Linked DNA regions of Homo sapiens: all the other regions are linked to region 3. A link is a contact called in ENCODE Hi-C data. All regions are on one chromosome and are shown on one strand. The core of a region is the stretch at or near the end of the contact, and the rest is flanking DNA. Distances in the headings are between cores, read along the strand shown. Region 1 has its middle 160 kb from the start of RAI14-DT. Region 2 has its middle 190 kb from the start of RAI14-DT. Region 3 overlaps ADAMTS12 (ADAM metallopeptidase with thrombospondin type 1 motif 12).

The links. A loop is a pair of places that touch in the nucleus more often than their neighbours do. Pooled maps may share reads with other maps.
Region 1: a loop to region 3 is called in a map with no recorded cell type, with 15 times the contacts of the local background. The contact joins two enhancer-like sites. A Hi-C loop is called at or near these places in 6 of 37 single-sample maps with no recorded cell type and 4 of 50 pooled maps.
Region 2: a pooled map shows a loop between it and region 3 (8-fold over the local background). The contact joins two enhancer-like sites. A Hi-C loop is called at or near these places in 3 of 37 single-sample maps with no recorded cell type and 4 of 50 pooled maps.

The regions. Positions count from the first base shown.
Region 1 is chr5:34,497,697-34,501,908 of GRCh38, reverse strand. No RefSeq gene overlaps it. Among named protein-coding and RNA genes, the nearest start is that of RAI14-DT, 160 kb to the left of the region's middle. RefSeq lists enhancers at 2,081-2,150, 2,601-2,750. Within about 2 kb of position 2,673, at least 9 of the 41 ENCODE cell types and tissues checked have a DNase peak (open chromatin) inside an H3K27ac peak, as active enhancers do.
Region 2 is chr5:34,464,136-34,468,330 of GRCh38, reverse strand. No RefSeq gene overlaps it. Among named protein-coding and RNA genes, the nearest start is that of RAI14-DT, 190 kb to the left of the region's middle. RefSeq lists an enhancer at 91-140. Within about 2 kb of position 1,655, at least 4 of the 41 ENCODE cell types and tissues checked have a DNase peak (open chromatin) inside an H3K27ac peak, as active enhancers do.
Region 3 is chr5:33,847,850-33,851,823 of GRCh38, reverse strand. The region is part of intron 2 of ADAMTS12 (ADAM metallopeptidase with thrombospondin type 1 motif 12); the gene reads left to right. Among named protein-coding and RNA genes, the nearest start is that of ADAMTS12, 42 kb to the left of the region's middle. RefSeq lists an enhancer at 1,421-1,922. Within about 2 kb of position 1,628, at least 4 of the 41 ENCODE cell types and tissues checked have a DNase peak (open chromatin) inside an H3K27ac peak, as active enhancers do.

The sequences.
Region 1 (4,212 bases), core at 1,424-3,923, 650 kb before region 3:
AAACTGGAGGGTGAACAGAAAAGTTCCAGCAATCGGGACACTGGGGGCATTTGACACACAGGTCAGATAATATACAACCACCCTACTCTATGCAAAAAATTTATTTTCAATACTATTCAGAAATAATTACTTTGATCTTGATTTAATCCTTAGCTTTAAACCAATTCACAACCTAGAAAGAATGCATTGGCCGGGCATGGTGGCTCACGCCTGTAATCCCAGCACTGTGGGAGGCCGAGGTGGGCGGATCACCTGAGGTCGGGAGTTGGAGACCAGACTGACCAACATGGAGAAACCCTGTCTCTACTAAAAATACAAAATTAGCCGGGTATGGGGGCACATGCTGGTAATCCCAGCTACTCAGGAGGCTGAGGCAGGAGAATCACTTGAACCCGGGAGGCAGATGTTGCAGTGAGCTGAGATCGTGCCATTGCACTCCAGCCTGGGCAACAAGAGTGAAACTCTGTCTCAAAAAAAAAATGCATTTAAATGTACAGGTATTATTCAAATTCAGTAAAACATAACATGAATGAATTTAATTTTGCACTTATTAAAGAAAAAGATTGCACATCACAGCTCTAGACTTAAGTTAAAAACTCCACTGGGCATGTGCAATGACAGAACTGAAATAACTCAAGGTATGTTTCTTCCTCTTTACAAACTTGGCACTGTCATAGTCTATTTTGAGTTTATTGTTTAAATGTACACATGTGCCATACCATAGGGTTTTGGAGAAATGAGCTATATCCCAAGAGAGTTTCAACAGTTCGAAGCTGTTGAAGACTTACACTTGAAACAAATATGTGTAGCTGAGTCTGTGTGTAGCTGTATTTGGACTAAATGCTAACTGGATGTTCTCTGAATTAACTTCCATGTGGCATACGGTGTTTCTTAAAATATAAGATATGAAGAGCAGGCTATTTAAAGCTTGCATACACATTATTAAAATTCAACATTAACTGCCACAATAGTTTGAAACTTAGACCAACAAAAGGTTGCTTTACTGATATCGTTTAGATTTGCCAGTGCTTGGTGTTAATAAAAGCAGATCAATTTGGTGTGGGTTTCATTATTGCTTTTAAAGTCTCTCTGGGTCATGCCTGCACTGGGGTGGACTGCTCCCCTGCCCGCCCGTGGCCCACTGCTTCATTGAGCCCATCTTTTGGGTGTTTTCTGTCATAACTTCTGCTTGCTCAATTTTCTGCTTACTCATAACTTCGCCTCTCACAAGATCTTGTGAGCTGCTCTCACCAGTCCTTACCTTCCTACTTTGGGTCCCATTGTCTCCTTTCTTAATCTCCCAGAATGACGTAATTCAAATCCCTGCAAGAGAGACTTTTATTTGGCCAGCACATCTTTTGGAGCAGACAATATCACTGGCTTTCAGCTAGACGGTGCATTGACCCTATTGGCTCTGGTAACCAGAGGAGGATGGGTTCACTGACCCAAATCATGCCTGTCCAGAAGGGGCTCTGTGCAACACAGTTTCCGGGATTGGTGAGTGTAATGCCCGGAAAGTTTGAACATGCATAGAAATCCCTAAGGCAAACAAGAATTTATTTGTAATATAGTAGATAGAGCGCTGGATGTGGAGTCAGGTGTACCTGGTCTTAAATCCGCTCTGTGATGTTTTTGCAAGTCTGATATTTCCTCATCCTTAGTTTGCTTGTAGCGAAATAGGTGTTTTGGCTGGACGTGGTGGCTCATGCCTGTAATCCCAGCACTTTGGGAGGCTGGGGCGGGTGGATCACCTGAAGTCAGGAGTTCGAGACCAGCCTGACCAACATGGTGAAACCCCGTCTCTACTAAAAATGTGAAAATTAGCCGGGCGTGGTGGTGCACTCCTGTAATCTCAGCTACTCAGGAGGCTGCGGCAGGAGAATCACCTGAACCTGGGAGGTGGAGGTTGCCGTGAGCCAAGATCGTGCCATTGCACTCCAGCCTGGGAAACAAGAGTGAAACTCTGTCTTGGAAAAATAAAAAATAAATAAATAAATAAAAACAGATGCTTCATTTAGGTAGAGAATGCAAGCCCTAAAACTTAAAAATGCTGAAACGAAGTCATAGCAAGAAGTCTAGCTGTGGGTGGCTGCCGGCATTGGTTCAGGGTCAGCTTCTCAGAGCATCTCTTGGCCTTTCTCCTATACTTGTCCCACCACAGTTGCATGATGGCTTTTACAGCTGTAGACATCCTGTCCTTCTCCAGATAGGAAGAAAGGGGAGGTGGTGATGAGCCCATGGACCCAAGTTTATGCCTATTAGGAAAAGCGAAGGGCTCCCCAGACTCCCAGCAGATTTGCACTGATGTCTCTTCTGCCAAGGCAGTGTACAAGGCCACCCCTGGCTACAGGGCAGGCTAGGACAGGGGTATTTGTGTGGGGCTAGACATAGGTTTCCCAGAACAAAACTGAGATTATACCAGCAGAAACACAGGAGAGGGGACAGGCATTAGGAAGGTGGGTGGGATATCGCAAAGGGGTTAAATCTATCTGATCTGTTTCCTTCCAGGGTGGTTGTGAGGATTAGACATTTGTGAAATGTGCTATGGGGTTGTATTAGTCCATTCTCACACTGCTATAAAAAGCTGCCTGAGACTGAGTCATTTATAAACAAAAGAGGGTTAATTGACTCATAGCTCTGCATGGCTGGGGAGGTTTCAGAAAACTTACAATCATGGTGGAAGGCAAAGGGGAAGCAAGTACTTTCTTCACAAGGCAGCAGGAGAGACAGGAAGTACCACACTTTAAAACCACCAGCTCTGGTGAGAACTCACTCACTATCACGAGACCAGCATGGGGAAAATCACCCCCATGATCCAATCACTTCCCACCAGGTCCCTCCGTCAACATATGGGGATTACAATTTGAGATGAGATTTCGGTGGGGAAGCAGAGCCACATCATATCAGGGGCCCTTCTCAAAATGAAAACATGAAGCTCCCCTACTTGATCATTCTATTTCCTATGGCTGTTTTCCTAAAGATCGGCCCTTTTTTCCACTTTACTTTGAGAACCACCAAACAAAATTGAGTCTGGCCTGACACTGCGTACCCTTTTCCCTTGCAACCTCATCTCTTCATGTGCCCTTTGCCCTCTGATGACTCTAACCTCTTTCGAAGGTCCTTGAATTCACTAAGATTTGTTTACTCAAGGGCCTTTACTTTTGCAATTTTCCCTGCTTGGAGCAATCTTCCTCCTTTCTGTTCCTTCTGCAGAGAAGTCTACCCTGACTCTCAACCAATGTGAAAAATCCCCTTGCTCTTTCCTGGCTTTCTTTCAGAGTGCCGAGCACAGTCTTCATTTCTGGATAGTCTATTGATTAGCATTTATCTGCTTGAAAGGCAGCCTAACTGTAGCATTTGAGGGCCTGAGTGCTGGAGCTAGACTACCTGGATTTAAGCGCTTCCCAGCTGTGTGATCCCGGGAAAGTTATTTTAATGTCTGGTGCCTCAGTTTCCTCATCTGTAAAAATAGAGATATTAATATCACCTACTTCATAGGGTTGTGGAGGGGATTAACTGTTTATATTTGTAAAGTGCTTAGAGCAGTGCTCTGTGCATAGCAGAGATTATGCGAGTATTACATAAATAAAAGAAATAATACCTGTTTCCTCCACGATACTGTGTGATCTATAAAGAGGAGAACTGTATCTGTTCTTTCACTGTAGTGGTTAGCACAGTGCCAGGCCATGTTATTGTTGTTGTTGCTGTTGTTTTACATCCAGCGAGTATTAAATATTTGCCAAATAAATGAATAAAGAAATAAATAACTGAGTGATGTTCTAAATTGGAGTGGGAGTAGAACAACGTTGCAACATCTCAGGGTTTCAGAAAATATTATTTAAGAAGTAGAAGGCTGGGTGCAGTGGCTCATGCCTGTAATCGCAGCACTTTGAGAGGCCGAGGTGGGTGGATCACCTGAGGTCAGGAGTTCGAAATCAGCCTGGCCAACATGGCAAAACTCTGTCTCTACTAAAAATTCAAAAATTAGCTGGACATTGTGGCACATGCCTGTAATCCCAGCTACTCAGGAGGCTGAGGCAGGAGAATCACTTGAACCCGGGAGACAGAGGTTGCAGTGAGCTGAGATCGCGCCATTGCACTCCAGCCTGGGCAACAAGAGCAAAACTCTGTTTCAAAAAAAAAAAAAAAAAGAAGTAGAAGTTTCTAGCTCCATTGGGAGTTGAATTCCTGCCTGTGGGGTTTGTTGGAACT
Region 2 (4,195 bases), core at 406-2,905, 620 kb before region 3:
ATCCCAGAAAAGCAGATGTTCATATCTCTGGGAATGGAATGCGACCCTTGTGGAGAGCCTATAAATAGACGCATGAGGGGTGCCTGTTCATATGGATAAGATAGGGCTATAAATGCCCTTAAGTTGCCATGGCTCTTCTAGGTCTCTTTAGGGTTAAGACACTCCCTTCTGAGAATTTGTGGTCTAACTGGTTGTCTAGTTTCACATTCTGCTTCTATTGATTGCTTGCAACCAGCTTTTGCTGCAATTACTACTACTGATTAGTATCTTACTAAACATAGGTTATGGATAGACTGTGTTTCTGTTTTAAGGCTCTGTTAGAAATTGCTGATGCACACACTATATTGTAAATTCTTATCTCTGTATAAGTACATATCTCTGTATATGTACTTCTGCATACTGATGTTATGTTAAAGAATTACTTCATCCCAATGTGACCATCTCACCTCATAATCAAACGACCCTAAATCCCTCACTAACCTACCCCCACCCTCACTAAACTTAATAATAAATGCTGGTATATCCAGTGCATTGGCGGCATTGCATGACCAGAAGGCGGTAAACCCCCTGGACCCAGCTTTCACTATCTTGTGTGTGTCTTTTATTTCTTAACCTGCCAATCTGCCTGGGAACAAAGAAAGAGCCCCATTGCATTGTGGGCTGTTGGCCAGATCCTGCAATATCTGGCCCAACTTGGCCTTCTTTGTTCCTCAGCTCAGTGCGCTCCGAGTGCTGGTTTGTGATGACTAGTCTTCAGTCTCGATGGTAAGGTCTCCGGGTACGCATTTTCCAACTCTCCCCTGTTTTTGGGTCTGTCGACCAGTATTATTCCAGGGTTAGGATGGGACAATCACAGTCTAAACACCAGGCTTATCTGTCTTTTATTAAACTTCTTCTTAAACAGGGTGGAATCAAGGCTGATTCCAGTAACCTTATTCTCTTATTTCAGACTATTGAAAAACCTTGTCCTTGGTTCCCTGACAAAGGTTCTATGGACCTGTTAGACTGGGATAGAGTTGGCGCCATGCTCTGCCAACTCATGAGAGATGGTGTTTTACTTCCTATTTCTGTTTGGACTGACCGGGCTCTTATTCTTGTTGCTTTACTTCCTTTTCAGTCTGGTGATCCTCTTCAACTGCCACAAATTAATGCAGATGGTGAGCCACTCCCTTTACCTTGGGTACCTGACCCCCCCTACTAGTCCTCCTTCTGATGATGAGGAGGAATTTGATCTCTCCTTGTTTTCTCCCCAAAAGGAGGAACCTGGTGATGATCCCCTCCCTCTGCCTCCTATCTTGGAACCTGTATATATTAACTCTTCTACTAAGCTGTTGCCCCCTCTGCCAGAGGAGGATGTGTGGCATTCACCTGAATGGCTTGTTTCTTGTTCCTCTCGTCCTTTTGGACTTCTCCCCTCTTCTAAGCCTACTGTTTCTTTTGATGCTCCGGGACCCCTTCTTTCAGAGGTTTGGAATCCTGCTTCCCCCCAGTCCACATCCCAGTGCCCTCACTCTCCTTCTCTTCCTCTGCCCCTGCACAATGGATGTGTGAGTCACCTGTTTGGGTAGAGCAGTGGCCACTTTCCAAACACAAGTTGGAGGCTTTAACTGAAATTGTTAATGATTTACTACAAGCAAACACTATTGAGCCCTCCTTGTCTCCATGGAACTCGCCCATGTTTGTTGTACAAAAAAGGTCAGGAAAATGGAGGATGGTAACAGACTTAAGAGCTGTTAATGCAGTTATTAACCTATGGGGGCATTACAATCCGGCATGCCTTCCCCCTCCATGATTCCTAAGGAATGGCCTTTAATTATCATTGACTTTAAAATTGCTTTTTTCATATTCCTTTAGACAAGTCAGACTGTGAAAAATTTGCTTTCACTATACCTTCCATTAACAATTCAGCTCCCACAGCTAGATATCAACGGAAAGTTTTACCTCAAGGAATGATTAACAGTCCTACTATTTGTCAGTTGTTTGTTGGTACTGTGTTACAACCTATCTGACAGACTTTAAAAAATAATTACATTCTTCATTATATGGATGATATACTGATTGCTGCTCCCACTAAAGATGAATTAATTCAACGTTTTCCCTCTTTAAAATTAGCTGTTGCCAATGCAGGACTCTACATCACTCCTGATAAAATTCAAAAAGCCACTCCTTTTCTGTACTTAGGAATGCAGCTAGAAGCTCACTCCATTAAGCCTCCAAAAGTCCAACTTCGTACTGACAATTTAAACACCTTAAATGATTTTTTGAAATTTACTGGGTAACATCAATTATCTCAGACCAACTCTAGGCATCCCTACTTATGCATTATCTCATCTATTTGCCACTTTATCAGGAGATACAGATTTAAACAGTCCTCACTCTCTATCTGAACCAGTAAAACAAGAGTTGTCTTCTGTAGAACAACGAGCGAGAGAGGCACAAGTCTCTCGTATTGACCCAAATTTGCCTTTACAATTTTTAGTTTTTCCTTCCATCCACTCTCCTAGGGGACTTATAGTACAAAATGATTCTCTAGTTGAATGGGTATTTCTTCCTAATTCAGCCTGTAAAACTCTTTCAATATATCTTGATCAAACGGCCACTTTAATTCGGTTAGGATGTCAACATATCACTAAAATTTCCGGCTTTGATCCAAACATTATTGTGGTCCCTTTGTCAAAAAATGAAGTTAAAAATGCCTTTTCTACATCTTTGTGCTGGCAGACTAATCTGGCTGACTTCATTGCCACTATTGATAATCATTTGCCTAAGTCAAAATTCTTTCAATTGCTATGAAATACTTCCTGGATTCTACTAAAACTTACTCGTTCATCACCACTAGAGGGAGCCGTTACCATTTTTACTGATGGATCCAGTAATGGAAAGGCAGGGTATGTAGGACCAAAAGATAAAGTCATTTCTACTCCATACACTTCTGCTCAAAAAGCCGAGTTGTTTGCTGTTATCTCTGCATTACAGGATTTTGATCAGCCTCTTAATATTGTCTCTGACTCAGCTTATGTAGTCCATGCCACTAAGGCAATAGAAACAGCTACCATCAAAAATATTGCTGACACTAATCTGTTTTCCTTGTTCTCTTTATTATAAAAAACTGTCAGAAACCGAAACCACCCTTTTGTCATCACTCACATTCATTCTCATACTAATTTGCCTGGACCTTTATCTAGTGGTAATCATAAAGTTGATACTCTAGTTTCTCTAGCCATTGCAGATGCAGAACAATTTCATCAACTCACTCACACTAATGCCTCAAGTCTTAAACATAAATATTGTCTCAGTTGGAAACAGGCTAAACACGTTGTACAACACTGTTCTCAATGTCAGGTTCTTGTCTTACCCACACAATCTTCCTGAGTTAATCCATGAGGCCTTTCTCCTAATATTGTTTGGCAAATGGACGTTACTCATTTTCCTTCTTTTGGAAAATTAGCTTATGTGCATGTCACCGTTGACACCTTTTCCAATTTCATCTGGGCTACCTGTCAAACAAGAGAAGCCACTTCTCACATTAAAAAACATATGTTTTCATGTTTTGTGGTTATGGGAATTCCTAGTGAGCTCAAAACAGACAATGGTCCAGCATATAGCAGTAAAGCTTTTAAAAATTTTCTTGATCAGTGGCATATTAAACATATTACTGGTATTCTTTATAACCCACAAGGTCAAGCTATTATAGAAGGAAGTAACAGAACTTTAAAATTACAATACGTAAACAAAAAGAGGGGGATAAGGAGTTGTCTACGCCTCACATACAACTAAACTTGGCATTGCTCACGTTAAATTTTCTTAATATTCCTAAATCTAGTTCTGTTATTGCTGCCAAAACACATTCCTCTGGTAACCACCCTATGGTAAACCAAGGACAGGAAGTATGGTGGAAAGATGTTCAATCTAATATATGGTTGAAAGTTTCTATTTTAACGTGGGGAAGAGGCTATGCTTGTGTTTCCCCAGGTGAACATCAGTCTCCTGTTTGGATTCCTACTAGACACCTGAAATTGTGTCCTGAAGATGCATGCGACAACGAGACAGAGAAATTTACTGAGAAAACACCACAGCAGGAAACAACTAACACATCCAGTCATCAAAGAAAAAAAAATAACCCCACTAACTCCTTTACAACAGACAATCCAGTCAGCCATCCTGAACAACTCATCTCCAGTGATCCAGGTCTGGC
Region 3 (3,974 bases), core at 379-2,878:
GGTTTTACCTGAACGTATGGTGCAGAATAAATGAATGAAATCAGCTAGGCTTACTGAAAAAGACATAAAAGCATCTCTGCATCTTTTTTCTTCATTTATTTGAAATTGCATTGCAGCAGAGGGCACATCTGATCTTGGAGGTTGGATATTGTGGGGGACTGGGCAGCAATCCAGTATCCCTTCTGAGCAGATACTCTTTTCTATCTGGAAGGTTGTGATAACAGTTGCTTTGGCAATGACCAGAGGAGGATTTGAGATGTATCGGTGAGTGCTTTACATCCCTCCTCTGGAAAGGATTCTCTCTTTTACTAGTAAATCCTTTTAATTCAATTAGTTAATTCAACTGTTTCAATAAAGAGATTCAAATTTGACAAATAGACTCCTCTTTCCTTTTATTTTATTTTATTTTTTTGAGATGGAGTCTCGCTGTGTCACCCAGGCTGGAGTGCAGTGGCGTGATCTCGGCTCACTGCAAGCTCTGCATCCTGGGTCCATGCCATTCTCCTGCCTCAGCCTCCCGAGTAGCTGGGACTACAGGTGCCCACCACCATGCCTGGTTAATTTTTTGTATTTTTAGTAGAGATGGGGTTTCACCACGTTAGCCAGAATGATCTCGATCTCCTGACCTCGTGATCTGCCTGCCTCGGCCTCCCAAAGTGCTGGGATTACAGGCATGAGCCACTGTGTCTGGCCTCCTTTTATTTTTATTGCTAGCTTAGTCCACTGTGATTTAGGCTTAAGACTTCAGAAGAGTACTCTGTCATGCGCAAGCACTGGACTTGGAGTTGGGAGACCTGAAGTTTATGCCTGAATGCTCCCATCTAGCCAGAAGCTCTAAGAGAAGTTTCTTAACACTCAAGATTCCAGCTTCTTTTTCTGGGAAATGAAGGCTAATTCCTAAGATCTTATAGAACTCAGGAACTCTGACCAAAGCATATCACCTCATGGGGTGATACGTGCAAAATTAGGTATATAGTTGTTTGTTTTATTGGTGGGTGACCTTAGACAAGACTTCGCCTCTTTAGATCTATTACTTTGGGTGAACTGGATCCTTGCAGCCCAGGGACCAGCAGGATGGGAAAAAACTCTCTCTTTGACCTTTGAATCTGAAAAACTAAACAGTCAAAAAATATGAAGGTGAGAAATAATATCCTAGCCCAGGTCATCCAGAGTAGATATTTACACTGTAACATTTTCTGTGCTGTGGACATGGATGGTGGCAGCATGATGCTGGTATCAGACTGTTCCTGTGAGGAAAAGGCTGCTGCAATGAGAGAGGCCTATGGTGTCGAGAGCCTGTTGGGCTTTCCAGGTAGGCAGATTTCAGTCATTAGCTCTGTAACTTTGGGCATGTTAGCTCTGAGATTGTAAAAGGGGCTGACAGCACCTGTTTTGGTTGGGAGGATGGGTGTGTAGCACTTAGCATAGTGCCACACCAAGAACTCTCTTGTGAAAGGGAACAAGAAGGCCTCCCAGAGGTCGCCGTGGCCAGCTTCCCCTGAGGTCTGATTAATCCTCTCTTTTAGTGAAACTTTCTGCTGAGTCATTGTGTCTGAAACCCAGAGGCATGTGAGACCATGCCACATCCTGGGTCAGGAAGTCCCCTTTCACCTGCTTAACCGATGTGCAGGTGACGGACCATTAGACGCTCGTGGTAAGGGTGGGTCACAGTCTGGTGGTGAGATCTGCTCCGTACAGACGATATGGTAAGAACAGATCATCTATTGAGAGTGAAAATCTCCGTGAGAGGAATCTAGGCTTTTCCCCCTTCGTTTTATAATACGTTTAGCAGGTAATAAGTTCACATGCTACAAAACTTAAAAGATAAAAAGGATTTACACTATAAAATACATCTCCCACCTGCCTCTGCTACTAGTATAGTGTGTGTATATATTATATACACATGCTATCTATATGTAGGTAATACATATATAATATGCTATGCAATACATATATATATTGATACAATGTATATTGCTATGCAATACATATATATTGATACAATGTATATATTGCTATGCAATACATATATAGATACTATATATTGCTATGCAATACATATATAGATACTATATATTGCTATGCAATACATATATAGATACTATATATTGCTATGCAATACATATATAGATACCATATATTGCTGTGCAATACATATATAGATACTATATATTGCTATGCAATACATATATATTGCTATGCAATACATATATATTGCTATGCAATACATATGTGTATTGCTATGCAATACACATGTGTATTGCTATGCAGTACATATATGTATATATTGCTATGCAATACATATATATATATTGCTATGCAATACATATATATATATTGCTGTGCAATACATATATATATATTGCTGTGCAATACATATATATATTGCTATTCAATACATATATATATTGCTGTGCAATACATATATATATATTGCTGTGCAATACATATATATATTGCTATTCAATACATATATATATTGCTATTCAATACATATATATATAGCTATGCAATACATATATATATATTGCTATGCAATACATATATATATTGCTATGCAATACATATATATATATTGCTATGCAATACATATATATATATTGCTATGCAATACATATATATATATTGCTATGCAATACATATATATATTGCTATGCAATACATATATATATTGCTATGCAATACATATATATATATTGCTATGCAATACATATATATATTGCTATGCAATACATATATATATTGCTATGCAATACATATATATATATTGCTATGCAATACATATATATATATTGCTATGCAATACATATATATATATTGCTATGCAATACATATATATATATTGCTATGCAATACATATATATAGATGTCTCTTCTCAACAGCTTAGATGAAAACACCACGATATATATATATCATGTGTGTGTATAATATATACACATTAAAGCTACTTAGGTGATTCTGGTGCAGCCAGGTTTGTAAGCTAATAATCTACGTTCTAGATTCATATTTTCTCTTCTGCTTCTCCAAGGCCTGCCCTCCCACTTCTCTTTTTCAGTGCTAATACTTGCAATCACCCTAGGTGATAGACACTCAAAATACTTCTGCTAAGAATAGAAGCCTGCTTGCATTTTCCCTAGGCAAGTTGTCATTGGGGCAACTGATTCAGAATACATCTCAACAATTCCAACAACCTCAAGTAACCTGTATAAAAGATAGGACTCTCTGAAGTCCAGTTTTGCAACTAATACCAATGAGGGAAACACAAATTTGACTTCTCAGGATTGGAGAGAAACATTTCTCATGATGTAGACATGTGTATCATAGGAAACATCCTACAGACAGTTTTCTTAAAATCTTGTATAGATCTTGTTCTTGTCTTCAACATTTCACATTCACATTCACAGAAGCTTCTGAAATCCCTCCATCTTTCACCTCACTATGTCGCTTGTTTGTCTATCCTCTGCCCTCATGTTGACTTCCTGTTGGGTGACAACTGGCACTTCAGGTTCTGGATTCTGGCTGAGCTGAGACACTCCAAGGTGGCTGGTGGTGGTCTGGGCAACTCCAGGTACTCAGGCATTTCCTTGCTTCACTTTTTTTTTTTTTTAAACAGAGTCTTACTCTGTTACCCAGGCTGGAGTGCAGTGGTGCGATCTTGGCTCATTGCAACCTCCGCCTCCTGGATTCAAGCGACTCTCCTGCCTCAGCCTCCTGAGTGGTTGGGATTACAGGCACCTGCCACAATGCCCTGCTCCTTTTTTTGTATTTTTAGTAGAGATGGGGTTTCACCATATGGGCCAGGCTGGTCTCAAACTCTTGACCTCAAGTGATCTGACCACCTTGGCCTCCCTAAGTGCTGGGATTACAGGTGTAAGCCACTGCACCTGGCCATTGTTTCACTCTTTATGGAAGGGAGAGGATATCCTTGGAAACACAATTTCTTCCTGTGACAGATCTTTGGTGAATACAGTCT